2 separate regions of the Homo sapiens genome follow, and region 2 is linked to region 1. Evidence: read pairs that join two places in POLR2A ChIA-PET (ENCODE). Cell type or tissue: Caco-2. All regions are shown on one strand. Links, peaks and the distances in the headings refer to the core of each region. The heading gives the core; the rest is flanking DNA. Region 1 overlaps LINC01214 (long intergenic non-protein coding RNA 1214). Region 2 overlaps TSC22D2 (TSC22 domain family member 2).

Region 1 (16,685 bases), core at 5,355-9,354:
CCCCTGGCCCTTCTAGTTACCTCCTCCTCCAAATCACAATTCTCCCTTTCAAAACTTTTAAAACTCATTTCCTAAACCAGCTTCTTTTCCCAAATCCACTTTCCTGAAAACTATAGTTTACTTTTTGGAACTGAAAGACACACATGTCCTACAATCAGTAATGGGGCTGGGACTGCTTCATGGAGAGAAGAGACCAGGAAGCTATGAACTTTGGAGGCTCTGGAGACATGTGGAGAGGCTGCTGGAGGCAGAAATTCAGAAATTCTAGAACCATGACTTCAGGGCCCTCTGGATAAGCCTGGGGCTGTGGGCAGCTGCCCTCATTTTGCTGAACTTTGATTTTCTCATCTGGCATATACTAAGCCTCTGGTTCACAGGAGGTCTCAATAATAATATTTGTTGACTTGATTAAGTGGTCGAATGAAGGACTAAGACAAGGTGACCTCTAAGCTGCTTTCAGCTCTATGTAAAACTCTAATATCCATGAAGTCAAGATGAAGAGGATTGGCAGAACTTTTGAAGTTTCAATTATCCAACCAATTATTTTCATTTTGTTCTTCACTTTGCTTGTGTACATGAAGTCTTTTTTTGTCGAGGAGGAAAATCAGTTGAATTTTCCTGGGAATAGATACAAGACAGTTTACTCCCCTCTTTGGACTCCAAACTCCTTGACTATATATCTGTCAGTAGGAGCTAATGAAAGTAACTTTGGTTCCATGGAAATAATTGTGAGGACTATGAAATCCAGGGATGTGAGCTGGGAGTACAGGACGTCCAACCAGGATTGTTCTAAAGTGCTCAGAATGTAGTAATGAAAGTGAAATGCCATGGCTAATAAATATTTGTTGATTGATTAAAGAACGTCAAATGCTGGATATACCTCTGATAAAAATATCTTGTAGCTCTAAGTTTATACACCAAGGACCAAACGTAAATGGGCATGGTGGTTTCAATTAACAAGTAACCATCAAAAAGTTTGAAAAAATGTTTTAACTCAAAATGGGTCACAGATCAAAATGTAGAAAGTAAAACTATACAACTTTTAGAAGAAAACATAGGAGAAAATATTCATGAACTTGGGCTAGGCAAAGAGTTCGTAGATAAAACACCAAAAGCATGATCCACAAAAGAAAAAATGGATATACTGGTCTTCATGAAAATTAAAAACTTTGCTCTGTAAAAGACACTCTAAAGAGAATGAAAAGACAAGCTACAGACTAAGACAACATTTTCAGAAATCATATATTCATAAAGAGCTTGTATCCAGGATATATAGAGAATTCTTAAAATTCAACAACAACAACAACAACAAAAAATGGCCAAGTACGGTGGCTCATGCCTGTAATCCCGGCACTTTGTGGGGCTGAGACAGGCGAATCACTTGAGGCCAGGAGCTCGAGATGAGCCTGGACAACATGGTGAAACCCTGTCTCTACTAAAAATACAAAAATTAGCTGGGCACTGTGGCCTGTAATCCCAGCTACTCGGGAGGCTGAAGCATGAGAATGAACCTGGGAGGCAGAGGTTGCAGTGAGCTGAGATCACACCGCTGCACTCCAACCTAGGTGACAAGACCCTGTCCCAAAAAAAAAAAAAAAAAAAAAAAAGGAAACAAACAACCCAATACAACTGAGCAAAATATTTAAACATATGCTTCACAAAAAAATGATATACGGACAGCAAATTAGTACATGAAACAGTACTGGAGTATATTAGTCACTAGGGAAATGTAAGTTAAAACCACAATGAGATACTACTACACGCTTATTAAAATGGCTAAAAATAAAAACAAAATTGACATTTTCAAGTGCTGACAAGGATATGGAGCAACTGGGTTTTCATACATTGGGAATGTATGGAATGCTGGTAGGAATGCAAAATGGTACAGGCACTCTGAAAAACAGTTTGGCAATTTCCTACGAAATTAAACATACACAAATCAGATGACTCAGCAGTTATACTCCTAGGTGCTTACCCTAGAGAAATGAGAATTCAAGTTCACACAAACATCTGTATCCAAATGTTTATAGCAACATTATTCATAATTGCCAACAACTGAAAACTATTAAGATGGCCTTCAATGGGTGGATGGATAAGCAAACCATGATCCATTCATACAATGGAATACTATTCAATAAGGAAGGACTCAACAGTATGTACAACAATATTGATTATTTTCAGATGTATTATGCTAAGTGAAAGAAGCCAGATTCAAAAGGTTACATAATATAAAATTAAATTTATATGACATTCTGGAGGAGATAAAACTATAGGATGGAGTTGCCAGGGGTTGGGGGTGGGTGAAGAATTTGACTCCAAAGGGGAAGCATCAGGGACATGGGGTGAGAGAATTGTTCTGTGTCTTAATTGTGGTGATGGTTACATGACTATGCATTTAAGACGTTCACAATTGTACACCCCCCCCCAAAAGTTAATTTAATATATGTAAACAAACAAAAAACTTCTCTAAATAATGGAAGGGAAAAAAATTTAGTCATCAGAGATCTACCATAGGTTAGTCATGAGGCTTTAATTTTTACTCAGAATAATCCTGTTTCTGATGCTTAACTGACTGTACAATGGGTACAAATGAACATTTTCCCGGTCCTATATTTCAATAGCAGTTAGAATGACCCTTAAAGACATTCCCAAACACAGGGCAGCTGCATCCCCTAGCTTTCCTAACCAAGCTATCTGACACTCAAGCTCCTGTAATGTCGGAAGAATTATGACTGCCCAGCCAAACAAAGCGTAGATAACACCACACCCTGCACTTTTCACCTGAGCAAATGTCACCAAGATCTCATGCACGTCATCTGCCTTGGTGAGTATGCCGGCCTGAATGCAATCCACGGGAGGCTTCCACGTCCTCCTCACCAAATCCTTGCTGACCTTGCCCCACTGATTAGATCCTACTTTGATGACAGCTGAGATGCAACCTGGGTGCTGCCCCTGGGTGGGACTCAGCTTTGACAAGCCTGATTTAGCGCTCCATTTCTTTCCCTTATAAATCCTATCTTTAACCTCAGACCATTCATTGTTTAGGAATTCAAGGTCTCCTTGGGAGTCTCATGTCCTTGCCAAGCCTTCGCCAGGCTCTCGCCACTGCCGTTCCTCTACCAGCCCAAGTCTACATTCTGAGGCTCTAGGAACACGAGAGAGAACTCCAGTGCTCACATCCCATATTGACCCTCTTTATGTTCTTCAATTACCACCTACCTGAAAAAGCCTCAAAGTCTCAGGGGAACATTCTGGAGTCCCTGCTGCTGAAGAGGGTTTTTTGAGTTTTGGTCGTCTTCCAAAGTTTACTGTATGAAGTCTTAGTGCTTCACTGGAGTTTGTCATATGTCTGGATAATAAATAAGTTTCAAAAATGTAACTAACATAAGTTCCAGTTGAATTTCCAAGGCTAGCAGAATTGTGTTCTTCTTCCTCTCCCTTTCCCTCCTCCCTGCCTCCACCAACTGCCACAGCGTATATTAAAAGCTGACGTGCCAAACTTTGCCTTCCGGCAGAAATTACCTCGGAAATAAAGCTAAGATTCCAGGGGTCCTGGCCTTGAAGAGAATCTAATCCAAGAAGACAAGCGGAACTGAGAGGCCTAGGAAGACTTAAAGTTGGAAGGAAAGAATTCACAGCTAATTTGGAGGATAAACAGAAAAGTAGTTCAGCATAATGTGAACATTTTTCCATGTGCTACAGCAAAGGAAGAGGATTTGGGATATTTAAGGAGGAGAGTTGCCCTTTCCACCTTAGCCTGCTTTTCTCAGAGTTGGCATTCAACCACCAAAACAGCCAGAAACCAGAGGGCTGTTCCCACACCCACAATTTATATAGCTTTACTCCATTCATAGCAGGTAGATATCTAACGACACTTAAGGCTTCCTACCAAATTTTTACAATTTCATTTTATTGCTCATGATTCTCTTTTGCTACTTTCATCAGCTTTGTGTCCTGGAATTTCACTTAGCCTGGCAGGCCTTCCCTCTGCCACAGCTAAAAGAGAACTCAAATAGACTTTGTCTCGGGAGTGGGACATGACCCAGTCATATGGGGTAGCATATATCCCTTCCCGCACTAATTGTTCTGCTTTTTTAAATCCTTGCTTTCAAAAGAAATGTAATCCTTATGTTTCTACCTCATTTACACTTAATTTAGGAAAGCCCTCTTTCATAAGAGCTGTGTGATGTCCAAACAGCCTTCTTGACACACACGCCCCTCTTCAAGAGCCTCTAGAAGTCTTCCAAAGTCAGAACCAATGCCTTCTGACTCTAAATTGAAAATCCAATTAAACACGCAATTTAGGTGAATACCAGAAAGTTTACCCTTGAATTTTCAGCTAGCGCCTACTCTCACAAAAGTATTTGAGAGCATCGAAATTCTAGAATCTAGAAAAAGAATCTGTAGTGTGTGCTAACAATTTACTTCTCTAGCATCAATAATTTCTGACCCTGCAGCAAGTCCCAGCACCAGGAAGTGACGCATTTGAATTCCATAGGTCACCTTAGCATCTAGTAGCAATGCCCAAGACATGGGCTCCAGAGCATACTTCCTGCATTTGAATCCTACCTTTACATCATAAGTTATTTGTAAATATCAAATGAGTCAAAGCAGGCAAAGCACTTATTGTAGTGCTGGACGTAGTCACTACTCGGTCCCATTACCTGTGATCACTAGGCTTTTGCACACTGCTCTTGGTGCTTATTGGGAACAATATAAGAATTTACTGTATCTACAGGAAGATATTTCTGCAATTTTTGTAAAACTACTTTTAAAGATACTGCTCATTTTTCCTTTTAATGTCCCGTCTAGTAAATAAGCCTTTGTTAAAGTAATGTTAGATTACTCAAGCTAGAAAAACAGAAATGTGCCCTCCTGATTAACTAACAGGCTTCCTTTAACTTTAATATCATAAACACAGATGAGTGACTAGTTTTTCATTCTTATTTTATTCTTTGCTTTGGCTGTCAAAAAGTCAGGGTTTATGTTTGGCTATAGTAGCAATCCTGAGTTTAGCAATAATAATAGCTCTCAGTTATTTACGAAAAAAGTGCTAATGTTTAAGAGCATTTTGTAATGTTATTGTCTGATTTTTGCACTCCAAAAATAAAAATTAAAAGAGGGCAATTCCTGCAAATAAATATACCTGAAATTAATACACAAGAACTTTTTGAGCCACTTGCTTTATTCCTGTCCTGCCTCTGACCTATGTTATATTCTGATATAAACGGGAGAAAAATGTACATAGTCTAATGTTACAGATTTCAACAGCTGCTAAAATCACACAGTAATTGTTCCTTCACACTGTGTAGAGTTACACCATGGTGAATTTGCTGCTCATACACAAGGAAGGAAATCAGAATCTAGGCATTGATGAGTACTCATTAAATCAGACACACACAAAATGCTTTGATGCACTCTTCTTTCTTTTGTCTTTTACTCTAGTGCCATGTAAAATATACAGCCAAGACTTTCTGGAAGTTTCTGATTCTCCATTGCTCCACGGAACTGCACATGAATATAAAGCATACGAATGACCAGATCTGTGGCTACACCCATCAACTGCTTACTATCTCAGACACCCCAGTCCAGAGGACCATGAAAGGGAGCACAAATTCAAATTACAGTTCTTAGAGGTTCCAGATGGACTTTTCATTTATGATCTAAACTGAGATCATAAATGAAAAATTGAGAGAAAAAGAAGGCACAATGAATAATTTTGCCAGGACTATAGGTGTAAATACATACTAGACAAATTAGAATGCATAATCACCATACCTAACGGGCTCAGATTATTTCAAATCTACCATTGCAATTGCTGGTAGACTGGAAAGGATGTTGAGCCAAAATATTTCTGCACCTCCCTTTCCTTACTGATGTCTTAAATTTCACCATTACAGATTCATTCCTTTGGATTAGAAATTGTCAACCAGGGATAATTTTGCCACCAGGGGATATTTGCCTAATAATATTTTTCATTGTCACAACTGGGAGGGGGGCTGTCCCTGGCATCTAATGGATAGAGAACAGGGATGCTGCTAAACATGCTACGATGCCCAGAACAGTCCCCCACAACAAAGAAATTATCGAGCCCAAAGTGCCCATAGTGCAGACTGAGGTTTAGAAACCCTGCTTTGGATTAAGCAGTCTCTTCTGTTGCTCCCATTTGAAGATACATGAAGATCAAGAGGATGATAAGACAAGACACAGTCTGGGAGAAAATATTTGCAAAAGACATATCTGAGAAAAATCTATAACAGTTATCCAAAATATACAAAGAACTCTTAAAACTCAACAATAAGAAAACAATATGAATAAAAAAATGGGTAAAAGACATGGACAGACACCTCACCGAGGAAGAGGTACAGATGGAAAATAAGCATATGAGAAAATGCTCAACATCATATGTCACTAGGGAATTGCAAATAAAAACAACAACACTATTACACACCTATCACAACAGCCAAAATCCAGAACACTGACAACACCAAATGCTGGAAAGGATGTGGAACAACAGGAACTCTCATGCATTGCTGCTGGGAATGCAAAATGATACAGCTGCTTTGGACAGTCTGGCAGTTTCTTACAGAACCAAACATTTTTACCATAGATCTAGGAATTGCACCCCTTGGTATTTACCCAAAGAAGTTAAAATTTATACAGGTTTTATTTATAATTGCCCAAACTTGGAAGCCACCAAGATGTCCTTCAGTAGGCAAACAGAAAATTTAACTGTGGTACATCCAGGCAATGAAATAGTATTCAGTACTAAAAGGAAATGAGCTATCAAGCCATGAAAAGACATGGAGGAACATTAGTGCATATTATTAAGTGAAGGAAGCCAATCTGAAAAGTCTACATATTGTACGATTCCATCTATGTCACTTGTTTGAAAAGGCAAAATGATGGAGACGGTAAAATGATCAGTGGTTGCCAGGGGTTAGGAGGAGGAAGTGATGAATAGGCAGAGCACAGAGGGTTTTTAAGGCAGTGAGATTATTCTGTATGATGCTATAGCAGTGTATACATACCATTATACACTTGTTAAAACCCATAGACTGTACAGTACCAAGAGTGAACCCTAGTGTAAATGGTAGACTTTGGGTAGTAATGATGTGCCAATGGAGGTTCATTGATTATAACAAATGTGCCACCGTGGTGCAGGATTTTGATAGTCGGGGAGGCTGTTCATGTGTGGGGGGCATATGAGAACGCTCTGTATCTTTTGCTGAATATTCCTATGAACTTAAAACTGCTTTAAAAAAAGATACATGAAGGACACACATAAGTCCCTCATACTTCATATAGAATGATTTTATCAAATGGTAAGAGAAAGTGATAAATGCAGGAGTAGCAAGTAAAAATATTACTGTCTTTAGATTATTGCATGTGCTGACTCTACTGTAGTGGACTGGGGGTGGTCAGGAGATGAGGGAGCTGACTGCAATTAGCTGATGCTTCGGGAGAAGATATAAAAATCATATATTCATTTATTAATTTCACTAGCCAAATTTTATTAAGCCCTGCTGTTGGCCAGAGCCTTAGGGATTTCCCATAAGCCTCCCATTTCCATAGTGGAAAACAACCTAAAGCTTGAACTAGTGAAGCCTAACATCCTGGCCATTCTGCTGCCCCCAGAGGCCACCATTTACCATGCAGTCACAAGACCTATGCTGGCATCATCAAAACTTTGAGTATGAACCTTAAACTGAGGCTACAGCGTCCCCAAATGTGGCATGATTGGTTTTACTCAATGATTATGCATTCCAGTTATTCATCTTGTGGGTAGATTTGAACTGCAGCAGTACCCTGCGTTTTAGTGTGTAGAATGGGTGAAGTTGAAATGAGTGGGAGAGAAGGAAGACATTTATCTAAAGAAGCATTTCCCTTAGTGTCCCATGCATGCCAATGATTGCCTTCCGTACTCTTCTGATGTCCTAACCTAAACTATAGAGTTTGTCCTGTCCCACTAGCTTCAGACCTTACAGACATACAGGGCGTATCCAGACAACAACTGGTAATACCAACCCTAGTTACACTGATGACACCAAGACCCTATGCAGATGCCTCAGAGTGAATGTTGCTACAGAAAGACAGACTAACTAAATTGATGGTGGGATTAGCATGTGCTGAACCCTAGTAAAAGCAATTTATTTTTTTGTCTCATTCCAGGCAGCCGTGGTGAGATTTTTCCCCACCCCACCCCCCAAAATAGAGAATCCTTGGTTTTCCCAAAAGTAGCATAATTTTCCTGATGTAAACGGTAGATACTGCCATAATCTCTTGTCAAAGATTTCTTCAGGAGGAATAATTTTTCTGTGAAACTTCAATTAAGGAAAGAAGTAGCTCAGTGAGTATGCAAACATATAACAGGTGTAACTCTGAAACTTCCACTGCAAGTATTATTCTATGCAAAATATTATTTTTTCTTTTTATATATGATGGGGAGGTGAGATTAAGAATTATTTTAGACCCCATTGAACCACTCCCCGTCTTTACATTTCTTCCAGTTATCCTTTCATCTTCTAAGTGCCTATATTTTGAAGTTTTCAATTCCCTTTTGTTTCTGACTTCTGTTTCTAGTTTTTTATAATCCTCCTTTCACTGCCTTTCTTTTGGTTCAATCTGATGCCTTTCTTATTTCATTCTCTTTACTACAACATTTTCTATGTGTACTTTTGCACTTATTTCCACTGCCTTTTTGCTCCCAGTTTTAGTGTCTAATCTCCTTTATCTGTTGTGTGTGTATGTTTTGCTTTTTGCCACTAATGATAATTATTTTTACTTCTGAGGATTGTTTCTTTCTTTCAAAAAAAGATTTAGAATGTGAACATTTTATCTGTTCTCATTTGTGGTATCTTTGTTTATTTCTTGAGTCTTCCAGTTTGGAACTCTCTCTCTCTGCCACAAATTCTGCCCTTCAGAAACTCTTTTACAACATGCCATAGTGTGTGGCTCCATCTAATTAAGAGAACAGGAAAAAAAAAAAAACCCAGATGATGAAAAAATTGGGCTGAGATTATCAGCCACCAATATTTTGGTTTGTTAGAGGACTTTCTCCTTTTGTTTGAGGGGGTGGAGGGGCTGTCCACTGCAAATATACCTCTCTATGCCTTGATGACATGTGCATTGGAGGAGTTTCTGGCACAGACATTTAATAGCCTTCAATGGTCTCTGAAGGAAATTAGTCAGTGTTGCCAAAAATATCAGAGAACTAAGCAGAAGAGTAGAAATATCATGGAGAGTAGGCTAAGGGATTAAGAAGCTAAGAAAGAACTGGAATGTTCAATTGGTTAAGGAAAATCTGAGTATGGATAAAAAACACAAAGCCTATGTCTGTGAATGTCCTAGAAGCTGTGTTATATCATTTCACCTGTTACTTTGATGAATTACTATTTACTGTAGTGAAGCCATGTTACACCATCCATGTGGGTCAAGCTTCCTTTTTAAAAATCTGACCTCAGGTTCCCAACACCTAGTCTCCTAAGGAAGAATAGCAGGAACTTTAACTCGTAATTAGGAATTAACAATTCGAATGTTTCTGTATGTGACTCTGCAGATACATCTTTTAAAAAACACACAGAAATTAGGCAGCTTCTAATATTTTTTAAATAGGTAGGCCACTGGCTTGGGGTGGAATTGTTCCTATGTGTATTATTTATTTGGAAGAGAATTTGCCTGAGCTAACTAGATTGCAAATCGGCATGTAATGTAAATTTATTGAGGGTTAGAGGTATGTCTTTTACAACCGTATATCCCTGGAGAACCTACTGCATAGCTCTGTACATTGTTAGCACTTAACAACTATTTGTTGAAACAATGCACAAAGGAATAAACAGCAAATTTTGGTAAAGTTGGAAGGGACCCCAAGTGATCAGCATGTGCTTCTCCATCCGGAATGAGGTAAATGGACAAGTGCACACGAAGGCTTCCTTCTTTCCTGGATTCGCTTTTAATATAGGAACAACAGGGTCAGTTCCTTGTTCTTGAGGATTCATGGGGATTGGAACTTACAAGCCAAGTTCCCAATTTACAGAGTATGTGGAAACAGTTTGACGGACAAACTCCATAAGGACAAAAGTGTATCACTTATCAATCACCTTCAGCAACCAAACTGGGCGTTCAGAACAGCCCTTGTTAAGTAACCATATAGGTGAGGCAGCACAGGAGATTCAAACAAAATCAAATACGAAGAGACTGAAATAATGCTTTCTGAGAACTGATATTCCCAAGTTGGCATACAGATCTAGTTAGACACAAAGCCATTCTCTTTCCCATAAATTCAGGGAATACTAGGCTAAACCAAAAGCCTGTCTTATTTTAGTTGATTGGACTAAAATAAAAAGGGGGCTCTCTAAAAGTAAAAGGAGACAAAACGAAAAGACTTCACAAGTGTAGTTAGAGAATTTACAGCAGGAAGCAGCAGTTTGTTTTTCCTTCCGACTTTACAGCCTGTGACTGATGACTAGTTAGTGAGTAAGCAAGTATAGAGTAAGTGTAAGGAAATGATAATCATTTCTTATCATACTGATAATCGTATCAGTTTAATAGTAAGCGAGTGTGCTTTGTGTTGGCAAGACTCTAATTCAAAGTAGTATTTCTCCAATATGGACCTTGGGATTACTTTTAGCACATTCACCACCTTGTAAGCAAGACTTTGGCCTTCTTCATGGCACAGATATTTACTGGGCAATACCTTGCAGCACACACTAGGCACTGGAGATAAAGAAATCAAGGAGGTAGCGACTGCCTTGTGGAAGGGCGGTTTCGTCATGCCAACACAACCTAAGGGAAGCTCAGAAATTCCATCCTCAATGGCTTTTTCCCCCGAAAAGCATAATACATACAGTAGTTCCCCCTTATTTGTGGTTTGTTACCTGTCGTCAATTGAGGACAAAAAAAAATCAAATGGAGAATTCCAGAAATAAACAATTTATAAATTTTAAATTGCCCATTGTTTTGTGGTGATGAAATCTCTCACCGTTCCACTCAGCCCTGCATGGGACATGAATCATCCCTTTGTCTAGGGCATCCATATCCACACTGGATATGCTACCTGCCTGTGGGTCACTTAGTAGCCATGTTGGTGATCAGATGGACTGTTATGGTATTGCAGTGCTTGTGTTCAAGTAACTCTTATGCTTCTTAATAATGACCTCAAAGTGCAAGAGTAGAGATGCTGGCATATTGTTATAATTGTTCTACATTATTATTCATTACTGTTGATTTCTTACTGTGGCTAATTTATCAATTAAACTTCATAATAGGTATTAATGTATATGAAAAACATGGTACATATAGAATTTATATCTGCAGTTTCCGGTATCCACTGAGGGTCTTGGAACATATTCCCCACAGATAACAGGAGATTACTGTATATTGGTTGATTTGAATGGATTTCCTTCCCCCACCTTGCCACCTGATTCCACCACAACCTCTTCGAATAGACCCCATAATTCAGACATGATAATGTCATGGTCTCTAACATGACAGTATTTCTTTTAAAGACTTTTAAATGAGTCTATATGTTGGCAACAGCAATTTCATGTGCATTTTTCTTGATAAATTTTGATTAGCTAATGAAGTATAGCAATACCTAATATTTATAATACCTCCTAATTCAGCCTCACATAAAAATTTAAATTAAATATTTAACATAGCATGTTGTGGTTACTTTGAAATGTTATGTGCTGAGGTAGGGCACTGATTTGTTTACTAAGCACTGACAAATATATTATGTTTTATTTACTCTCAGTATCACTTTATTGTTGCCTTCCTTCTACTTCAGTTATGTCTTAAAATAACTGTTACGTACTTTAGCAATAACACATATAGCAGAAAATTTGGAAAACAAATAAAAACTCAAAAGAAACAGGAAAATAAGTTACCCCAAATCCTGTCGCACGTGGGTGGCTTCCATTATGTTTGGCAAAGCCTTATAATGTTTTTTTCATGTATCTTATGTTGCTTGACAAAAATTGTATCACATTATATTTACAGCTTTGAGCCTGTTTTTCTCTTAACAACATATTGGGGGCTGTTTTCCCATGTCAGCAAAGATTCTGTTAAATGGCTGAATAGCATCAAAGTGTGTTATTCTTAAGCTGCTGCATGCTGCCTTGCCATGGGCCAGCGGAAATACAGCCCCAGAAGCAGTGGTTTTATCCAGACCAAGAAGCCATTCTTTGCATTCTCGGTGGAGGGTCCTCCCCTTAGGAATGTGGAGCTGATGATGCCAAGTGTGTCCTTGACCTTCTGGGCAGGATGGAGAGCTCCTCTATTTTCTCAGGCTTCTGCCTGATAAGGGTGATCAAACAGCAAGATTCAAGATTTATTACTCAGGAATCTAATTTATTTGCAGTTGTTTAGAGCTTTCACTGGTGTCCTGATCCTTTTATCCATTTGCTGCCTTGTTTTAGAAACTCATCTGTTGAAACCAGTATCAATCAACAAAACCCCAGTTTGCACCCTATTTACAATTCTGAATCAGTTTCTTTTCTGTTTTAGTGTTTCTCTTCTTATGTGATTGCTCCTATAGTGGTCAATATAATTATATCATATTTGGCTAGTTGTTTAAAAATGTAACTCCAATGGAAAATTTACCTCAAAATTTGACTTCGATGTGTACATGAATGGATGTATTTACCTATATCTATTATATTGTTATATATGTAATTTTTAATAATGCAAGCTCCAATTTTTAAAAACATTTTTCTCTTGAATGTATCAGTTATAAAATTTCTGAAGTTATTAAATCCTGTGACGTGGCATCTTGATGCTTTTTTTTTTTTTGAGATGGAGTCTTGCTCTATCACCCAGGCTAGAGTGCAGCAGTGGCATGATCTTGGGCTCACTGCAACCTCTGCCTCCTGGGTTCAAATAATTCTCCTGCCTCAGCCTCCCAAGTAGCTGGGATTACAGGTGCCCACTACCACCCCTGGCTAATTTTTGTATTTTTAGTAGAGATGGGGTTTCACCATGTTGGCCAGGCTGGTGTCGAACTCCTGACCTCAGGTGATCCACCCACCTCGGCCTCCCAAAGTGCTGGGATTACAGTCATGAGCCACCATGCCCAGCCAATGCATTTTAGATTCTAGGTTTTGGAAGTCCTAGAAAAGCTTATGATAATCAAAAACAATACATTATTTCTAAACCATGACATAAAATAGTAATAATGAACAGTTCTGACGCTCATGCCAAGTGTGCTCTAGTTGAGCACTTTTCATATTTTATTTCAATAAACTTCTTAAAACAACTCAAAAACAGTTACTATTATGGGCCCCATTACTGCAGACGAGGGAAACACAAGTGAGAATTTCTTAAAAGCCTAATTTTTCACTACCTTTTTCCTCTAAGAAGGTCAATATGAATCTCAGTGCCAATTGCTCCCCACTTAAAGTTAATAATGGCACTATTAATAGCAATATGAGTCATCATTCATTGGGTGCATATCATGAGAAGCAGGTACTTTATAAATATTATTCCTAATCCTCATGTGGTAGGTTGCATTTGTAGCTACAATAATCTCTCCTTTCCACATGCTCCTTTGCAATGTGACCTAGCCAACGTCCCATCAAGAAGAGATTTTCTCCAACCCGTCCAATCTCCACTCCCTCAATTTCTCCACCCCATCCAATAAGGGTGGGCCCTATGACTGCTTTGATCAAGGGAATACAGCAGAAGTGACATTATGCCAGTTTCAAGACTCAGGCCTTATGATTTTACCTGCTTCCACTTCCTGCCTCACAGAATATTTGATATGGGGACCTAGCTACTGTGTAAGAAATGTGAGTACTCTGGGACCACCATGTCATGAGAAACCCAAGCTATATGGAAAGGCCCAAGAATAAGGGTCAGTAAACTATAGCCCATGGGCCAAATCTGGCTCATCACATTCTTTCTAGCTAAGAATGGCAGGGAGGGGCAGCCAAAAGAATAACAACAGTCTGCGATATGTAAAAAGTATATGAAACTTAAATAAAATTTTATTGCAACTGTCACACTCATTTGCTTACTTATTGTCTGTGGCTGCTTTCATGCTACAATGGCAGAGTTGAATAGCTGTGACAGACATCATAAGACCCTTGAAGCCTAAAATATTCACTATCTGGACCTTTACAGGAAAAGTCTGCAACCCCCACCCTTAGAGGATAAGAGGGAGAGGCCAGGAAGCATCAAGGAGCTAATACATATAAGTATATAAATATGCCATACATCTCAAACCTTCCACCTCCAGCCAACTCAACTGATGCCACGTGGAACAGAGACAAATTACCCAGCTGAGTCCTTCCCAAATTCCTGATCAACAATTTAGCAAAAGCAAAATAAATGGCTGTTTTAAGGCATTAAGTTTTGAGTAGTTTGTTACATAGCAAGAAATAACTGAAACACCTTACAACCACCCTACAAAGGAAGATGTTGTTATGCAAATATTTGGGTGAGGAAATGGAAGCTCAGAAAGATTAAATAACTTACTCAAGTTCACACAGCTGGCAAATAAGGAGCTCGGATTTCAACCCAGGTCCTTTCAATTCCTTAGCTTTATTCGTGATACAGTAGCCCCATAATATTCAGCCTTTACTCTATTGCAATACATTTTATGCCCATGTCAGTCTTCATTAACTCAATAAATGTGTACTGATAATTGTCACCACAGGTAAGCACTGCACTAAGCTTTGTGGGGAAACAAGAGATGTAATTTAGATGGAATCTGAAAATTTTACTTAACTTTTTACTTAGCTAAGAAGACCAAGGGTTATTATAATGTGATGATGGATGAAATATTATAAATTCAAATTTGACACATTTACTCTGAAGGTGGTGGCCTACAGAATCCCATTCTAGGTAATAAAACTTTCAGAAAAGCTATTTGTTTGATCTTTATGTCACAGTTCTAGGACTTTTCTTTAAGGAGCAAGTTGTCAGCAGTCACTGAAGAGATGGCTTGGAAGCTCATCCTGCCTACCCGCAAAGTCAGTTACACGTTAGTGTTTTACTTTGTTTTTTAATTTCAGATTAACTGACCTCTTCCATGTTCAAACCATATGTAATTGTAATTGAATGGAAGTTAAACATCTGGAAACCGTTAGGATTGAATAGCAATGAAAGGCAGGAAGCACAAGACTATGGAAAGTGATTTTGAACAACCAGGGTAAGGAATGTAAAGAAAACTATTTAAGCATATTCCAAGTTGTCTGCCATTATGATACACTCTAAAGGTCATTACTGGAGATAGTCACTCTGAAGTGAAGGCTGTCAACTAGGAACACAGCTAGATGAAATACAGTATGGTGAAAATGGAGGTAACTATGGGTTTAAAGGTCATTTCCTTGTTTATCAAGGGCCCTAGTTAGGTGTAGGCTGCTTGAGAGCCAAAATATGTAACCTTTATAATATTTGATAGTCAGTGGTTTGTTGGGACCGGTACATACCAGCTTACAATAACTGATTACATTTTTAGGAATTTTTGTGGGCCGATTGTTGAAATTTGCCATGGTAGGAGCACTTATACCATGGAATCTGGCAAATACAGTAAGTCAGAGCTCTTTTTTAAGAGAGCCAGTTCAGCAGCACACCATTAAGACAGAGTCAATTAAAAATGATTAGCCAGTAGTCCAAAATTCTTTAGAGTGTATGATAAACTATAAGGCATTGATTACATTTATGCTCTTCAATAATTTTTAGTGACATGAGAAACAAATCTGGTAGCAAAACTATAGCTCCAGTACAGTCCCCAAAATGCTAAAACATATAGCTCTATATAGAAAATTATAAGAAAGAAAATACATCAGTGTCTTCACAGTGGTTATCTTTGGGTTGTAGATTTACAGGTAACTGTTGTTTCATGCATTATATCTTTCAAGTATTCTATAAGCATTGCTTTCTTAATTAAACAACCCACTAAAAATAACATACCTAAGTATTAACCTTTTTAAATTTTGTGTACAGGAATGACAGAGGAAGGGTTTACAGGAAGAAAGTTTGGAAGAGGAGGACTTTCTCTTCTTAACTCATGCAGTCCTGTGAGAAAAGGGTTGAGGAGAAACCATTATGATTAAATTGGAGCTAGGAGTTCAGCTAGGGTCACAGAGGGAATGAGTAGAGAAGCAAAAGACAAATGAATAGAGAGAGGCAGGAAAAGGGAATACTAAAATAGGGATCAGAAATTGTATCCCTAGCAGCTATATTAAGAAGCCATGTCATAGTCATTTCACTTTTTGAGCATCAATTTTTTCATCTCCAGGGTGTGCAGGCCACACTAGAAAACAATGCACAAATTTCATTTTAATCAAGATGTTCTAAGTGAACTTCCTCTTAAGGGCAGCCAGCTCTCAGGGTGGGTGTGCAGCAGCATAAGACTCACCTGGCAAAGGAAAATAGAGGAATGTTTGCTGGAGAGGAAGGAAGGGAATTGTGCAAGATGAGAGTAGAGGGGTGTCGTTTAGTGAGGGTGCTGGAAGAAAACTGTCCTAATTGTGAAACCTCAATGGTAGTATCAAAGGGATGTTTGGGGACAAAAATATGGTTCCACTTTTGTTTTATTTTATATGTAGATAAAGAATCCTTGCTCTCACAGGCACATTTCTAACTTCTACCAAGGAATTTCTGAATGTAGTCTGTATGATGAGATCCCTGATTGTGTGTTATAATAACAGAATCAGGAGTCTTCATTAGAAGATTACTCT
Region 2 (16,685 bases), core at 6,757-10,756, 110 kb before region 1:
TAAGGGAGGCTAGGTAAAGGACATACAAGAAGCCTCAGCACTATTTTTGCAACTTTAAATCTAAAATATTTCAGATTAAAAAGTAAAATAAAAGGAAGGAAGGAGAGGAAGAGAAGAAGAAAGGAAGGAGGAAATGAAGTAAGGAAAGAGGGAGGGAGGGAGGAAGAATAAAAGGTGACAATCATTAAAAAGCTATGCTATAATTTTTAGCTTCTTGTACTATCCTCTACTAGATGTCTTTTAGTGGAACAGGTTGAAATATAATCAGATAATAAATTATGTAAGTACTAGGTACAAATTAGTAAGGAATATATTGGGGTTGGTCACAAAATGGTTCAGGTACATATCCTCAAGATACTTATGCATAATCACTAGGAGAGAACATTTAACCAATACCAATCTCCAACAAATAAGCTACTTGAGTGATTCTTTAAAATTATATAGTCCACATCTACAACTATGCAGAACCATACAGATGAATCTCAAATACAATACTGGATGAAAGAGGTCAGACACAAAACACATAGTGTATGGTCCTACATATATAACACATTAGAAATTAGGATTGGGAGGGGAAGTGACTGATGGGGGGCATGAAGAGGACATGAAAGGGGCTTATAATATTCTATGTATTGATCTGGGTGCTGCCCACACAGGTGTGTTCAATTTGAGCTATACATTTATGAATGGTGCACTTTTCCGATACAAATTATACTTCAATAAAAAAATTTTACAAGTCCTATCACCAAGCATTCAAAAACTAGATCAGCTAAGTTGCATAACTTGAGTTTTACCATTTGGGATAACAAGTACTGGTGGATGTTAATGATGGACCCAAGATTCTTAGAGATGAGCAAAACAAAATAAATTGTCTCATATGGTACCAATGGTATTTATGACATAAACAGCTTAGTTCTAATTTATTCCTAGCTTCAAAAAAAAATCTCATAGGAAACAATGATAGGAAATACTGGAAGGCGTTCCCTACACAAAATACTTGAGGCTATTTAAATAAGAAGACTTTTTTTATCCAATAATTTTAAAATTAGAGGTAATAAGTGAATAATCACTGTAGAAAACAATTTGAGAGATCATCAATTATCTAGTAAAAAAATTTAGGATAAACTTACTAGACTTTCATTTTAAGTTAATAACCCATGTCTACTACTTTCCTTATTAACTTCTCTCTAAATACTGGTGCTATCATAAGGACAGACAAGCAGACTCAAGGGGATGTACACCTAGCAACTGTTCTCTCACTTGTTTTAAGTACATTTATGCATTTCTTAATGAAGACAAAAGCCCTGCAAGTGCTTATCGATGAGGTTAAAGCCTTACAAGCTACCTGATTTCTTCCTTTAGTCTAGCTGAAGTTTCTTCCCCTTAGTACTCCTTTACTTTAGTGACCTGGTATTTAGAAGAGGGTAAAATTGTTTGCTATAAACCCTTACGCTGAGCTTTTGTAAACAAAGGACTCCCAATGAGAACCTGCTTGCCGCTCCCCAGTGATCATCAGGATAGGTTTCTAAACTAATTCTGCCAATTTAACAAAGCAATGCCAAGTATTAACTTTGGAAAACTGTTCTTTAGAAAATAGGAAGTCAAATTTTAAAGTTACTATTCTCAAATGCCAGTAGGCTTAGGATCTCAGGAAAAATTAACTCCTCCATAGTAAGATAATCTCCCAGAAAGCTAACTATGTAAGTTATAGTATTTATTTTAATAAAGAGTCAACTCAAAACAGTTTGGGCTACTGCAGAAAGGGTTGGATTATTTTTGCGTTATCAGTATCTACTGTCCCTACATTTGAAGATGGTTCAGCTGATTGATTCCCTGAGGGCTCTGCAAATGGCAAACAGAGAAGACAGAAACCATGATGGCACCTACAGAAAAAGGGAAAGGAAGACTTGAGGGTAGCTTCAATTTTAGTACAATAACTGAGTAAAGCACTGGATATAAATGGAAGGAGAAATATCTAAATATAGGCAGAGGCAGGCTGCTTGGTGAAAAGTCTATTAATTTGCCAATTCTAATTTAAATATGGAAGGAAACAAAGGGGCCATTAGAGAACTTTAAGTCAATATGAGAAAGGTATATTAGTTACTTACATTTTGATTAAAAGATATTCTGCTAAACTGAAAGATTCCTGAGGAAAAAAGGAGATTCTTGTCTTTCTAGTTAGACAAAATCAAACTAGGGATATTCAGCTATTTAGGGTAGGTCTACTGAAAATGGGCACTTAAAAGCTGCCCCTACTGAAAATGATTTCCAACATTTCATAAATAGGAGCCTAAAATCTGTTATCTAGTAATAGCGAGACAAATTTATGCCTCAAAATAAATAGATAATGTAGAAGATAACGTTAGGGACTTGCAGTCCCTTAAACTTCCAAATATCTTTTTCTTTTTGAGATGGAGTTTCGCTCTTGTCACCCAGGTTGGAGTGCAATAGCGCAATCTCAGCTCACTGCAACCTCCGCTTCCCAGGTTTAAGCAATTCTCCTGCCTTGGCCTCCCGAGTAGCTGGCATGTGCCACCATACCCAGCTAATTTTTGTATTTTTAGTAGAGATGGGGTTTCACCATGTTGACCAGGCTGGTCTCGAACTTCTGACCTCAGGTGATCCACTTGCCTCAGCCTCCCAAAGTGCTGGGATTACAGGCGGGAGCCACTGCGCCCAGTCTATGTCTCTCTTTAATAGGAGAATCACCCCTGCCAAATACCTATTTGCCAAATTAGTAGTAAAATAAAAAAAAAATCCTAAATTTATAATAGTAAAAATGAACAATGTGATTTGGTGATTTCCAGAACAATCAAGGTCAGAAGTTATATTTAATATTTTTTAAAGCTTAACACACACAAATCTTCAACCCATTTGGAATAAACGGTCTCATGATACTTTATTAGCTGATATACCTATCAGTAATTCTGTAGATAGTTGCCAACTGAAAGTGTAGACTATTAAAACTAATAAAGTTAGCCATGATTGCTCCTCTCAATGGAAAATTTAATAAGCTAGTTGAAAAGTTAAAAGAAAGCCACTAGTCAGTTTCCATTGGGTTGGCCTTGTCACCTTAGTACCAACGAGGCCAACTTACAGTGAAGAATGGCTGATCTGATTATATTTTGATTTTATTATATTTTGGCATTAACACACTACAGACAAATATCCACTAACTTCTTTGGCTCTGAACAACAGGCTCCAAGGAGGAGAGAAAATAAATATTTTCAACCCATGAGAAACCATAGATACGCAACTTGCCTCATTTCTGATACCTTAAAAGTTTCAGGTATCTAAAAAAAGAAAACATATAAGGAGTATTTAGCTGTAACAACAAATGATGTACAGGCAACTTCTATGGTGGTTTTATTATGAAACAAAATAAACCTTTCAATATCATATTCAAATTATCAAAAATATAGCTCAAACCTTCCTACACTGATAAAAATAATATATATCATTCACATCAACATCATGACAGCTCAAAGTTAGCTATTTGAAATAAATCATCATACTTTTGAAAGCTACTCTTATTACATTTCTAAACAGAGTGCTATTTTTCCTTTTTCTAAGAGAAACTATAAAGCATACCCCAAAGTACTCACATTCTGGCTACATTTGGAAAACTATTTGAAAGATTAAACCTTCATGTTTATCTCATCTCACAATTTACATTTATGTATTAATTTAAATGGCTACAGAACTATTTAAAAATTTATTTTATAAACATGGTACTACAAATTTTAAAACTTCCTGTTCTAAAAGTAACTATTTAAAAAGATTTCTGGAACACACCATCAAAAAGATACTGTTAGAAAATTTCCCTAGAGTGACACACACAAGCAAATCAAGCCGAAGAATTAAGACTGTTTTAGCATTTCTAGGCAATGTGTATCATGTCTTAATATGACATGTACATGCACTTAGCAATACTCTTTTCTAATGAAAGAGATGGAGTTGAGTTCATGAGTGTTATCCAAAACTATGCCAGAAGACACAAATGCGTTGCCAGGCAGAGTTAAAAGAATCTAACGAGCTTTGTGTGAATTTTAAAAACATTGTTTGAACTCAACTTCTATTAATTAAACACAAAGTGATGGAATGCTAATAAATATTCAGCAAAACGATTGAACAGAGCATACACTACTTAAAATGTGTGTTAAGCAGAAAGATAAACCAAAGTATCTTTTGCCATAAAAGAACTCCAAGACTTCATTCTGTATTTTTAAAAGTTAACAGTAAAATCTATACAACATTTCTGTAAGAAAGCAAACTGTTTTAGGGGCTTACAAATCAGTAATGCAGACCTAGTGAATTCTAGCAAACAAACTTGAAGTTAAAGTTTCTTGCCAAAAATTAAACAATGATTACTTTGATACCTTGGTCTTGTTCCTCCTCCAATTTCATAATTTGAAATAACATTTTGCTTTGAATCACTATGGCTTTTACAGAAAAAAAACATAAAATAGCACAAAAATTAAAATATAGTTTATTTTATAGAATATGCATTTGCATTAAAATACACTGGGGAAGTGACTATTTCATAAGAAAAATTCAACACAGTATGAACCCTTCAAAAATATAGATATACTTAAAGTACACAGGATGCAGAAAAGTATGTTTATTTTCTATATAAAATAGAGATTGTCCTTTTGGTTTATTTTGCTGCTTTGTCCCATGCTAGATACCATGTGATTTCCCCCCTAAAATAACAAAGATCAGTTTTAATGAGAAACCAGTACAGTGCAAAGCAATTCATGCATACAGTTTTGCATGTATGCATTCCATATGTAAGTATTCATACCTATCCCAGAGGCTCTTTGATTCCTTTAACGTGTTCAAATGGAACGCTTGGTAGAAAGCAGTTGAAGGATTCCTGTGAGATCCGAGAATCAAATGGAAATGAGGTTGAGAACGTACAGTATAATCACTACTTTTCAAAAGAAGATGGAAGATTTTAGATTTCTAATACAGTGTAACTTTTAATAATAAAAAGATTTTAAAACCACATAAGTTTGCTTAAAACAACACTTTAGAAGAAATTAAAAACTGGACAAAATCCAGCAGACTTCAACAATAATTCAGGATCACAGTTATAAAATAAAGAGGTAAGGCAGATGAAACTAAATACTAAGTAGCATCCAATTTTGTGTGCGTGCATATAAATGTGACAAATTCATAGCCTAATCAACACTCTTCTATATCAAATGCCTTTACAAATATCTATCTTGTTTAGCAGTTTAACAAGGCTGTTCTTAGGTATTCATATAAACTAAGTTAAGCTATATCTTCACAATATAAAAACTTTTCTTAGGCTCTGTTAAAAGTAGCAAAGGTTTGATTAACAATGAAGAATTCTTTCCTGGGTTGGACTTGACACATTTCCACCTTCAAAATCCATTTATTTATATGTGTTTTTTCCTCGTCTAGGGCAAAAAATGGCGCTGCAATTGTTTGGCAGCTTTCTGATTCTAGCATTGGTACAATGTTACTTTAGGGGTAAAAGCCTATTTATCATAATTATCTTTCATTTCTACCATTCCCTAGGGCTTTCACCATAGACTCTTAACTGATGGGCTCTTCTGGACTATCTCCCAGTAAGTATGATTCACCTCAAATCTAGGGACTGGTTCCACGGGGATTTAAACTTTTGACAAACCTGTTCCCTCCTCCTCAGCAACTTCCATAGTCTCCCCCACCTTCAACCTGTACATCTGGAAGCCAAAAAAACTTTGCCACATAACTTTTAAAATTCTTAGCCCATGCTGTAGCAGAACAGCAGCAGTTAAGAATGTGTTTATTAGGTACCACACACTATTCTAAGTGCTTTACACTCATTAACTAAATTCTGACAACAGCCCTAAGAGGTAGGCACCATTATTACTCCCATCTCATAGAGGAGAAAACTGGGTCAGATAGAAGTAACTTGCCTTACATCACTGAGCTAGTAGGTGGCAATCTAGTTCCAGAGTTTATGCTCTTAAACCACTACACTAAACACATAGCAGTGTTAAAGTTTGACCTCTTTAAAAGTCTGTCTCTTTATCTGTTAACTGGTTACATTACTACCTAGCTTTGCAGGCTAAAGAACTGAGACTAAATGTAAAGTTCCTGGCATACAGTGAATCATCAATAGCATTATTTTAATCTACAAAATGAGGTTTAGATACAACATGGCAATTCTGGGGTCCTATTAAGAGCCTTAAAGTCTGTGCAGAATTATTAGTACAATAAAAAAAAAAGACTTCCAAGATGCCAGAGAATCACCAAAGTAACTGTTTGATTAATTAGGAGACTAATACGTGTATTTCTCATTGCTTGCCCTACTTCAACTCCTTTCTATTCTTTTAATCCTTTTTCCACTTTTCTCCTAACTAGGTCTAAGGCAATCAAAGGCACTGATTAGACCTGCTAATAACAAGAAAAGCTTAAGAGGCTTCTACCTACTGTTTATTTAACGGCTTACATCCTCTTAAGATGTATTTGTCAGGCCACTTTTTTCGCTGTACTTAGAAGTCAGTCTGCCAAATCAAATGAAAACTAACTGAACCAATTGAACATTCAATCTGGTTTTTTTTTTGGTTGTTGTTTTTGTTTTATAAAAAAACAGGCTTGCCCAGGAACATATGGGAACTAGTTTGCTATCCTCAAAGGTCTGTTTGGAGACCTCCAGTTTAAATGGAGTGACTCAAAGAGGAAGGTAGTATATACAAAAGAATAAGAAAGAGTATCTTGGAAGTTATTCTGCAAGTCTACAATTCAAAATTCATTAAAGAGTACTCACAATATATTTATAAGGATGATATTCTTTAAAAGAACTTTATTATTTATTTATTTTTTGGAGACAGAGTTTCACTCTTGTCGCTCAGGCTGGAGTGCAATGGCACAATCGCGGCTCACTGCAACCTCTGCCTCCTGGGTTCAAATGATCCTCCCGCCTCAGCCTCCCGAGTAGCGGGGATTACAGGCTCCCACCACCACGCGCAGCTAATTTTTGGTATTTTTAGTAGAGATGGGGTTTCACCACGTTGGCCAGGCTGGCCTCAAACTCCTGACCTCAGGTGATCTGCCCGCCTCGGCCTCCCAAAGTGCTGGGATTACAGGCATGAGCCACCACACCTGGCATCTTTAAAAGACCTTTAGATCCTCTGACTTTGGAAATACAAATATTTAATTTGAATCAAATTCATATTCCAGGTAAATTGGTTCCAAATGAAGTCATATGACTTGTTATAAAATTCCAGCAGTTTTACAGAATAGTGCAATATCTCTTAAGTCAAATGTAAAGGTGAAAAACGAACATATTTGTAGTTAGTAGTAAATACTGGGATGTGGAAAGAACCTGTGAAATAAAATACTGTATAAATGGACCTAAAGTTTTCAGCACATATTAGAATACACTTAATTTGCAAAAGCTAACAATTAACAATCACTCTTTCTACATACATTCAAAGTGAAGAAGCCACAGTACATGGTTTTCTATAGTACACAGTTACACAATCTATGTACTACATAAAACTTTAAACAGTCTAGATTTTAAGGGTAAAAATTTAGATAGTCTTATAAGCTATGAAATTTTGTTTCTGGGATACTATAACTGGGATGTTATCCATAAACTGAGGGGTTTGTAGCAAACAGCAACAATAATTAGTCTCCAAACACTGACTAACAGATTAAAGGAGTCAAGTCTGTGAAATCACTGATCAAGGAAGTAGAAGGGAAAAGAGCCATCTGTAAAGATTGAAAGGCTTGATCATCAGAGAGACTTCTATTTTGGAATGGCATAAAATTGAGGAGATTAAGAGCCCAAGGAAAAGGCTGTTAATGGGATCATTTCAAGGTTACAGTCCATGAAACCTGAAAGCATGAAGAGGCAACTGAAATTAAAAATTTTATTAGAAGGAAATACTGACTTTTTATGCAGCTGTGGTCACAAATTCTCTTCCACTCAAGAAATAAAATTTGAAACCAGCTTTTTAACAGTTTATTTGATATTAATATAAACTACCATTCTAAATATAGAGCCAACGAAGCAATTCTAGGAAGACTGAGATGTGGTTTACACTGTACTTCAGCCACCTAAACAAAAATGCTGTTTTCCTATTTGTAAATATTCTTTAACATCACTGAACAAAATACATTCTTTTCTCTCTGACTTTATATACTCAATAGTCCATCACATTAATTTCCAAGTATGTGAAAATACTACATCAGAAAATGACTCAAAGCATGTGGCATGTCTACCTGTTTTTGCAAGACACTATCTTTGTAGGGTAACTAAGTACAACAGGGAGAAAAAAACAAACATTCCATACCTCAAAACTAAGCTACAAAAATTGTCAAAGCTTAAAGCATAAGGTACTTGAGCACTCAACAAACACCTCTTTCTCTTAATCTATGCCAAAATTCGACTTCAGAGATCTCTAAATAGAAACCAGGGACATACAATATGAAGAACATCAACAAGCACCATCTCCAGTATTATTATCTGGGGAATTTAAATGATTAAAAAAATCCTTTAGGTAAAGGGTTACAATACAACAAATCAGTGGCTATGGTAGTTCTTCCTTCTTCCTAACTTATTGTGTGCCAAGTAATAAAACAAACTTCTAACTCTGGGAATATTCAAAAGCACTGGCTTTAGGTTAAAGGTCTGAATATGAGTCTAGGCTTTGTCACCCAATACCTAGGTGACTCAAATTTTAAGAGTCTCAGTTTCCTTAATCCATAAGAAAGGGGGAAGGGAAGAAACCACTTTCTTACAAATTGTTGGAAAGATCAAATGAAAGTCTATATACATAGGACCTGACACAAGTAAGCTTGCTTTGTGTTTAATATAAGGTTAGTTTCCAAATTATGCTACCTATAAATCAAATTTTGGTAGAGTATCTCAACATGTACCAAATGTTCTGACATTATCAAGGTAATATTGAGGGAAACAGAATACTTAAACTTAGAGCCAGGGGTACCAAAATATTTAGCACATTTCATTAGGTAAGAATTCTGATTTTTGGGACTCAGCGCTCTGAAGGTATTCCCTTAACACAGCTTTATCATAAGATTATAATTTAAAATGCAATAATCACTAAAAGGATACTGAAATCGTTTCAAGATATATATTATTTTAACAATAAAAGCTTCCAGAAATACCTTTAACAGCAACTTACTATAAAAATCGAAATTTCTTACCATGACATTTAAAGTCCTTCACTCTGGTTCTTGTCAAATTAACAATACCATTTTCCAAATGATAGATTCTCACTCTTTCACATCATTATACAAACTGCCTTTTACCTCTGCTTGGAAAACTATCCCCTTCTCTTCTTAGTGACTTAATCTGAATGACCATTTTAAGATTTAGTTCAAGAGTTAGCCTCAAAAGAATGTACAAGTAATAATGGGTTACTTCTAAGGACAAACAGGGTGGCTGGAGGACAGAGGTAGCAGAGAGGCTTTCGATTTTACTCTTTTATATATTTTGAGTTTTGAACTATATAAATACCTATGCAGAGAATAATTTTTAAATAGAAGTCAGTCTACTACCCTCCCAATCCCAATCTGATCTGATGTCTCAAATTGTTCCCATTAGCACCTTATATTACTCCATCACCACCTCCAATGTATGTCAAAGTATACATCTGATCATCATTTTCATGATGATGAAAATGCCTGAGATCTAGGAGGGCAGCATAGTCTCATATTTGTATTCCAGTGCTCACTACTCACAGAGCATCATGAAAGCTGAATGACTGATAAGCTGTTTTAAATGTTTTCTTGGGCAATCAACCTACTTAATGAGTATTTACAAACTTCATTTATTGCCACACAATAGTCAAGTGGCAGGAAAGGGGTAAAAAGAAGAAAGTTTAAGTTTGCAGTTCTCTCATGAAGCACACTTGAATGTATGGTCTCATATACATAAGGCTAGAAGGAATCTTAAAATTTGACAAAGTCTCAAAAAAGAAAAACAGACAAGTGAAATGACTTGACCAAAGAAACCAGCTAAATGATAGAAGAGCCAGGACTGGAACACAATTCCCTATACTTCTTACAACATCATGACTCGTCTAGACTAAAACATCATCTCCTTTTTTCTGACTACATCCATACCATACAATTACGCTTTCATATTAAAATGGAAGATTCTTGGTATGATTTATAACATGTAAAGGGGTGATCTGGGAGAGCAGTTTGGACACTGAAATATTAACATTTCTGTGATACACGTTTGCCACATATATTATGTTACAGACTGTTCAAATTACTTGCACACATCATTTAATTCCTTAAAACTCTCCCAGGTAGGTACAATCCCCATTTTTCATAAGAGGAAACAAGGCATCTACACCAACTAGCTCAAAGTCAAATGTAGCAGTTAGATTTTAGCCCGGGTATGTCTGACTCTACTGTCTCTGTAATGGTCATTCACATATGTTAACACATAATTAAACACGCTATTGGTTTTATTTGATCAAAACAGCTCCTCCCTCCTTTGTTTTGTCTTCAAAGACTAGGTAGACGGTATGCCAAGCAAAGATTTGTTTTGCTTTAACATATAAAACCACTTGATAAAAACTAAATACTAACTCTACTTTAGAAACTAGAGGCTTTACACTTACCTTTGGGAATCCTTTATTCAGATTAAATTATATACTTGTGTAATAAGATGAACAGCCTAAAACTAACATTTAAAACTATGCCATCATTATTTACAATAATTGACACATTAATCACAAACTCCATCTTCTACAAAGCAATATTCTTTAGACAAATTTTAGGAAAGGCTTATGGGAAAAGAAGCTTTAAGTAATTTAACATTTAGACTTTACTTATTTGTCCTGCCTACCCTAATAATAGGTATATGTCCCAGGCAAACACTAATAAAATTAACTCAGTTACCTGCAGAACTTTCACTAACATCACAAATAAATGTACTACTTAAAAGGATGGAAGCACTTTTTCTTTTTAAACAAAAATTAGCTTGGGTACAAAGGAATCAAACTAAATACTAAATACTAATTATTTAAGTCTGATTTGAGGCTTTAAATTTGAGATAAGCAATCCAGATGAAATTTAATTCACCTGATTTAAGAGCAGAAATCATGCAATACTTTCATACAGGAAACAATCCATCAATATACCTTTAATATTATTAAACCAAATCTGAAGAGTATACCTCAAAGTATACTTCCTAAAGTCATGGAATAATGTATAGGAATGGTGCAAACTGGCTACTGTTCCTACCTTTTTATGAGGGACACCCAGTTTTTGCCCTAAGCAATGCCAGATTAAGAATATAACAAATATCGAGTAATTTGATATGTTCAAGAATTGCTGTGGGAAAGACATTATACCAATGATTCAGGTATACATATTCTCTGTGGACTCAATACAATACCATCGAAAACAGTAGCCTCAAATCACAAGCCCACTGGTTTAGTATAAAGAAAAACCATACACTTAAATAATTTATTCTAATTTAGGAGTTTTGCTACACATACTCCTTAAATATGATTAATATTTCTTACCAAAAATCTGCTTTTCCAATTTAAGGAATTACTTACGGAATATCATTCAGGCTATGTTTAACCAGACAGACCTGCTTTTGTAAGGCCTCTCCTTCCTCATACTTTAAGTATTTAACGAGTAATGCAATTAAGAAATAAACAGAATCTTCAGAAAAGGAAATACACACTGGACTAAAACAATTCTTCAAAGAAAGAATTAGAACACCATTCCTCAGTATTCACAAGTGTTCCTATTTCTTTTGAGACTATATTTCATGCCACTCCACTGTACTTTCTTCCATTTTGATTATCTGCTATCATTCTACACTTCCCCTTCCCCAACTCCTGCCATTTTAGGAAAGGAAGGTCAGATTCCTTTTATACTTTCCTAACTACCATTCCTTTATTAGGAAACAGATTTATTTGGGTTTCTCTACTACTTGATTGGTGGGGCTGCTATTTGTTCATAACTGCTTCTGATCTTTTCTGGTGCAGAGAAAGATAGACTCCCATTCCTAATTAGGAAGTACCAGATTCATAGATCCAGTACCATATTTCACTATTTCCAAATTAGTGCTATCAGAATTATTTTTTTTCTTTTTACAGACAGGTCCTTGCTGTGTGGCCCAGGCTTCAGTGCAATATTATAATATAGCTCACTGTAGCCTCCAGCTCCTGGGCTCAAGCAATCCTCCTCCTACAGCCTCCCCAAGTAGCTAAGACTATAGGTGTTGGCCTCCAGACCTGGCTAATTTTTAAATGTTTTGTAGAGACAAAGCCTCGCTATGTTGCCCAGGCTGGTCTCCAACTCCTGGCATCAAGCAATCCTCTGACCTTGGTCTCTCAAAGTGCCAGGATTACAAGGCATGAGCTACCGCTCCTGGCCCAGGATTCTTAAATAACAAATGAATTGGCATTATATTTATTCTCAGGAAGTAGAGGACATATATACCCCTACCACCAGTCCTATATAAAATGACTTCTCATAAAGGTGATTTAGTTCAGGGGTTGTGATCTCCTAAAAAGAAAAAACAAGTGTTACTAAAATAGTCAGCTGGAAATCTGTATTATTCACACACATATAAGCCATCATGTTTTCTAAAAAAATTTACCAATGTTTGGCCTATATGATTTAGTGCACATAAAATTTTATACAGTATGTGTCACTGTGAATATAAAAGGCCACACTCCTACAGATATAGCTCATGGTTTAGGAATTTCGGGTAGTTTGGAAAATCGTAAGCCTTTTTGGAAATCTGTCATTTCTTTTATTTCAAGCCACGTTTATGAATAAAGTATGTTTTAGTAATCCATGTGGTATCCATCAGTAATCCCTGATGAATACATCAGTATCAGTTTTTATGCTAAACAATAATGACACATATATACGAATTTACATTTTTACTACTAACTCCTCAGTAAGAACACTCTTAAACGTGTAGATAGGCATAGGATAGTATCTAGTATGTGATTCAGACATCAACTGTAAACCTACAAGAGCAAAATTACCTTCACAATTTAACAGATAAATGTCAGCTTCCAAGAAACAGAGATTCAAGTAAGAAATTTCCATCTTTAGAGACTTCAATTCAGTGAGACTTTCATACAACAGAGGTCGAAGACTGAGACAGTTCTGCCTCCTGGTATACATTTACTTAATCCTCTCACTTAAACTTCAAGTAAAAAAAGCAGCAGAATTTGGTTTAAAATATATATAAATGTACAAACAAAATGTGTATTTATGGCACATACCAGGACACACCACTTAACATTCACAATGTATAATATTTTATCAGTGATCATTAGCAAACCACACAAATAAAACCATTAACAAGACATAGAAATATCTGCCACCAAAGGATCCTTAGAATCAGGTTTTCAACAGTCTTTTGGCCACAGATGACAGCTCACAATTGCAGCCATTCATAAGAGTTCCTGGAATGCGGCCTACAGAGTTCACATTGGTTGGCTATCTATGGAAAGTGATCTGTACTGTGTTCCTTTTCCAAAAGGGCCAGTAATATTTTGCACCTCCTCTCATTTACAGGAGACTGTTAAGTGTGTACGTAGTTTAAACAAGTTTTGTAAAGTTCACTATAAAAGTAGCTACATATTTAAGGACTGTATTTTCAACCATCACATCCACGAGTTTACACAAAATCAATCTGAAGAGTCTCAACAACTGACCATAAACCTTTCTAATGAAAATGGCCAGAAAGATAAACTTTATGGTAATTAATAATGTAGAGTCAATAGGCAATGCTAATTGAGAACTTTTTGCATATACAACCATCAGCCTTTTAAAGGTGTGATAATATTAAGATGTATTACTATAAGGCCCGGTTCTTTAATTATAAATGATCTCAAAATTAAGCCAATATAGAACTTTGCATTAGGTAATGGAACCAAAATCTCAAGATAAGAGTTTTCAATGTATCAACCTAAACCACCTCAATCTTTTTGTTAATTTCCCATTTTCCTTTCTTTTCTCAAAGAAATAGACTGTTTACTAAAGTCCTAATTTTTTTTTAAAAAAAGCATATATCTTATTTACAAATATTTCCTTAGGATCTGAAATTTGTCAAACTACTTGCAAAGTTTAAATCACAATTAGTCAAGACCTCTCACTCCAGTTGGTTTTATTTCAAATTTGAAAACATGCAGATTTTAAGGCGGCAACCCAAAATCACATTAAAATTAAAATTTTCAGTTAAGATAGTAGTCTCCTCAAAAGTACTCATCTCAGTAATTTAAACATATGCCTGGAAAACTGTTATTTAATTTCAAACACAAAATTTTAAAATACCCTGTTCTTTTTTTTTTTTTTAACCAAAGCTTTCTATTAAAAAAAAAAAACACAAAACAAAAAACCCAACTATTTCTACCTAATGGATTTATTCCTTCACCAGGTATGTTGGACCAGTGACAAAACAGTCAAATGTGTAAGATTACATCTTGGAAACTAGCATGTCAAGTTAAAAACCAATGAAAGACTGTAACAAAAATCAGAAATGAACATTGGTAAGCAATGTAGATTTTAAATGATTGGGGCAAGGGAGGGAAGTGTCATGTTTAAAATAGGACTGTACATACATCAAAACCCCTGCACTGAATTAACTGTTGCAATTGGTAAGAACACTGATACAGTAGTATCTGTAGTTCAACCATTCACAAATTTGGAAATCAGAGTTTTCAGATTACCAACTCTTAATACAGTAAGAGGAAAAAATAAATGCATTTTTGATGTCATACCCTAAAGAATACATTTCAGTTTCCATCTATCAACAGAAGTCTCTGCTTCATGCCTTATCATCGTACTAAAGTTCTGAGGAATCTAAGTATGGATGCTGTAAACTGAGAGAGGTGTGCACAGAAGGGAAAATGTAATCTGCATTCTCGGGTGGAGGGGTGTGTGTGTGTATAGAAAGCGGGGTAGCTCAGGAAACCAGTCATCATTTCTTGAAGAGATATGGGCAGTATACAGGAACAGAGGAAAGCAAAAGGTTATTTGCCAACTTATCAGGAAAAAATTGGCTTGTGGCAGCTAGAAAAGTGAAGATGCCTGTTGATTATTACCAAAGGTGAAAAAATAAACTCAATCTGTGTTACAGGTGTGTCCCTGTGTGTGACAATGGGAGCAACTATAAAAGTAGAGGGATTTTTCTGAGTGGCTTGTGGAGTCAGTTTACTTAGTAGTCCCACACACACAAAATTTCTCAATGACTAGCTAGCTGAGCTCACTTATGGACACGTGGTATTCTCTAAGCGTTCTCAAGTGAAGAAAGACTCCCCATAAGCAAGTCACCTACAAAAAAAGATGAACTTTAAATTACAAAAAGCAGAGAAGATGAATGAATTTCAGTCAGTGAGTATTTTTCAAACCAACAGAAGTATATAACAAAAATACAAGGCTAATTAGAAATGGGAGGTTAAGAAATGTGAAGGAACTCAGAAGAAACCATAGGAAGAGAAAGCTTTAACATACATGTCATTGTATTCTTCCACATACTAATTATTCTGGAAATCCATAATATTAGTTTGTATCTTTTAAAAACACCTAAAATTAGCCTCTCGCTAAACAAAAACCCCAGCAAAGAAATGTCTAACTGTGAAATTCCTGAAACTTTTTCTATAATTTTTAAATATAATTTTAAAACATTGCAACAAGTCAGCTTTTAAAATTTTGCAATATGTATGTCAAATTTACATGTGACATCTCCTCAAAACCACAAAAATCCTCACTAAACCATAACCAAACATCAGCTGTTGTGGCACTGGTGTAGCAATACACTAATTCTTATTTAGGCCATTAAAAAAAGCATCCCTAAATACAGGGAGCCAATTATTAACATTTACACTTTTATTATAAAATTACTCTTAATTTCAAGAACTATAGCTTTCACTACAGTTAAAGGATCGATCTCAACCTCCCTTTCCTATAATAAATAGACTGATGGAAAGTAAGAATATCTTTCCAGTACATTTTTTGCTTAACAACAAAAAAATAGTATCTTAGAGAAGTCCCTGGGAAGACTCGTGACCTTGTACCTCCTTTAATCAAAAGGCTGAACTAAGTATGATCTTCAAAGCCGGATTTGACATTTCACCATTATGTCTCCAGCCTTTCCAGATACACTGGAGAAGATTCCTTACATAGATTTTTTTTTTCACTAGAGGACCTTCTGGTTTTCCAGAAAGGAAAACTTGTAGTATTATTATGTCTCAGCCTCAAAACTCACACTGACAAATCTCTCTGCCTTACGTGTTCAAGTGTGATTGATATGTAAGAAAAGGACAATTCTATGGGAGCATAACACACTAGCTACCACCATTAAATGGTAAGCATTAAGCTTAAATTCACCTTTTTTTGAGTAAACAATGTTGCATCCCTACCCATTTTAGTGCTTTTAAACAACGGTGACAAGACCAATTCGCTCATTACACCCTTTGACATCAGCATCAGCAATCTAAATCAATTTTACCAAAAACTAAATTTTGTATTTAAAAATGCTAAGGGCCTCCGTTGACAACAATCTCCCAAAGTTGCATCCTAAGCTACAATGTTGGCCAAGCATTTCTATCAAATATTTAAAATAGAGATTTCCATACCTGTCTTCATCACCATCAACAGGAATAGCTATGCTGAATACAGAGGTGGCCAGACTGTTCATAGGTGTT

What was found. Peaks named below come from ENCODE experiments on the same cell type or tissue, not always from the same donor. Only the 100,000 strongest peaks of a DNase experiment are listed, where the experiment ranks them.
Region 2: POLR2A ChIA-PET joins it to region 1 with 9 read pairs; 17 of 35 experiments call an interaction of 5 or more read pairs at or near these places.

The regions. Positions count from the first base shown.
Region 1 is chr3:150,294,934-150,311,618 of GRCh38, reverse strand. LINC01214 (long intergenic non-protein coding RNA 1214) reads left to right here. Exons shown (of 4, transcript NR_110186.1): 2 at 15,015-15,151. LOC107986141 (a long non-coding RNA gene) reads right to left here and starts at 5,200. Exons shown (of 3, transcript XR_001740958.1): 1 at 3,220-5,200. RefSeq lists an enhancer at 2,649-3,848. In Caco-2, for the core only: a CTCF peak has its summit at 7,637 (motif pointing right); a DNase peak (open chromatin) is centred at 7,668.
Region 2 is chr3:150,411,240-150,427,924 of GRCh38, reverse strand. It overlaps TSC22D2 (TSC22 domain family member 2), which reads right to left. Exons shown (of 3, transcript NM_001303264.2): 1 at 16,617-16,685. Among named protein-coding and RNA genes, the nearest start is that of TSC22D2, 11 kb to the right of the region's middle. In Caco-2, for the core only: no CTCF peak of the experiment used is centred there; no DNase peak of the experiment used is centred there.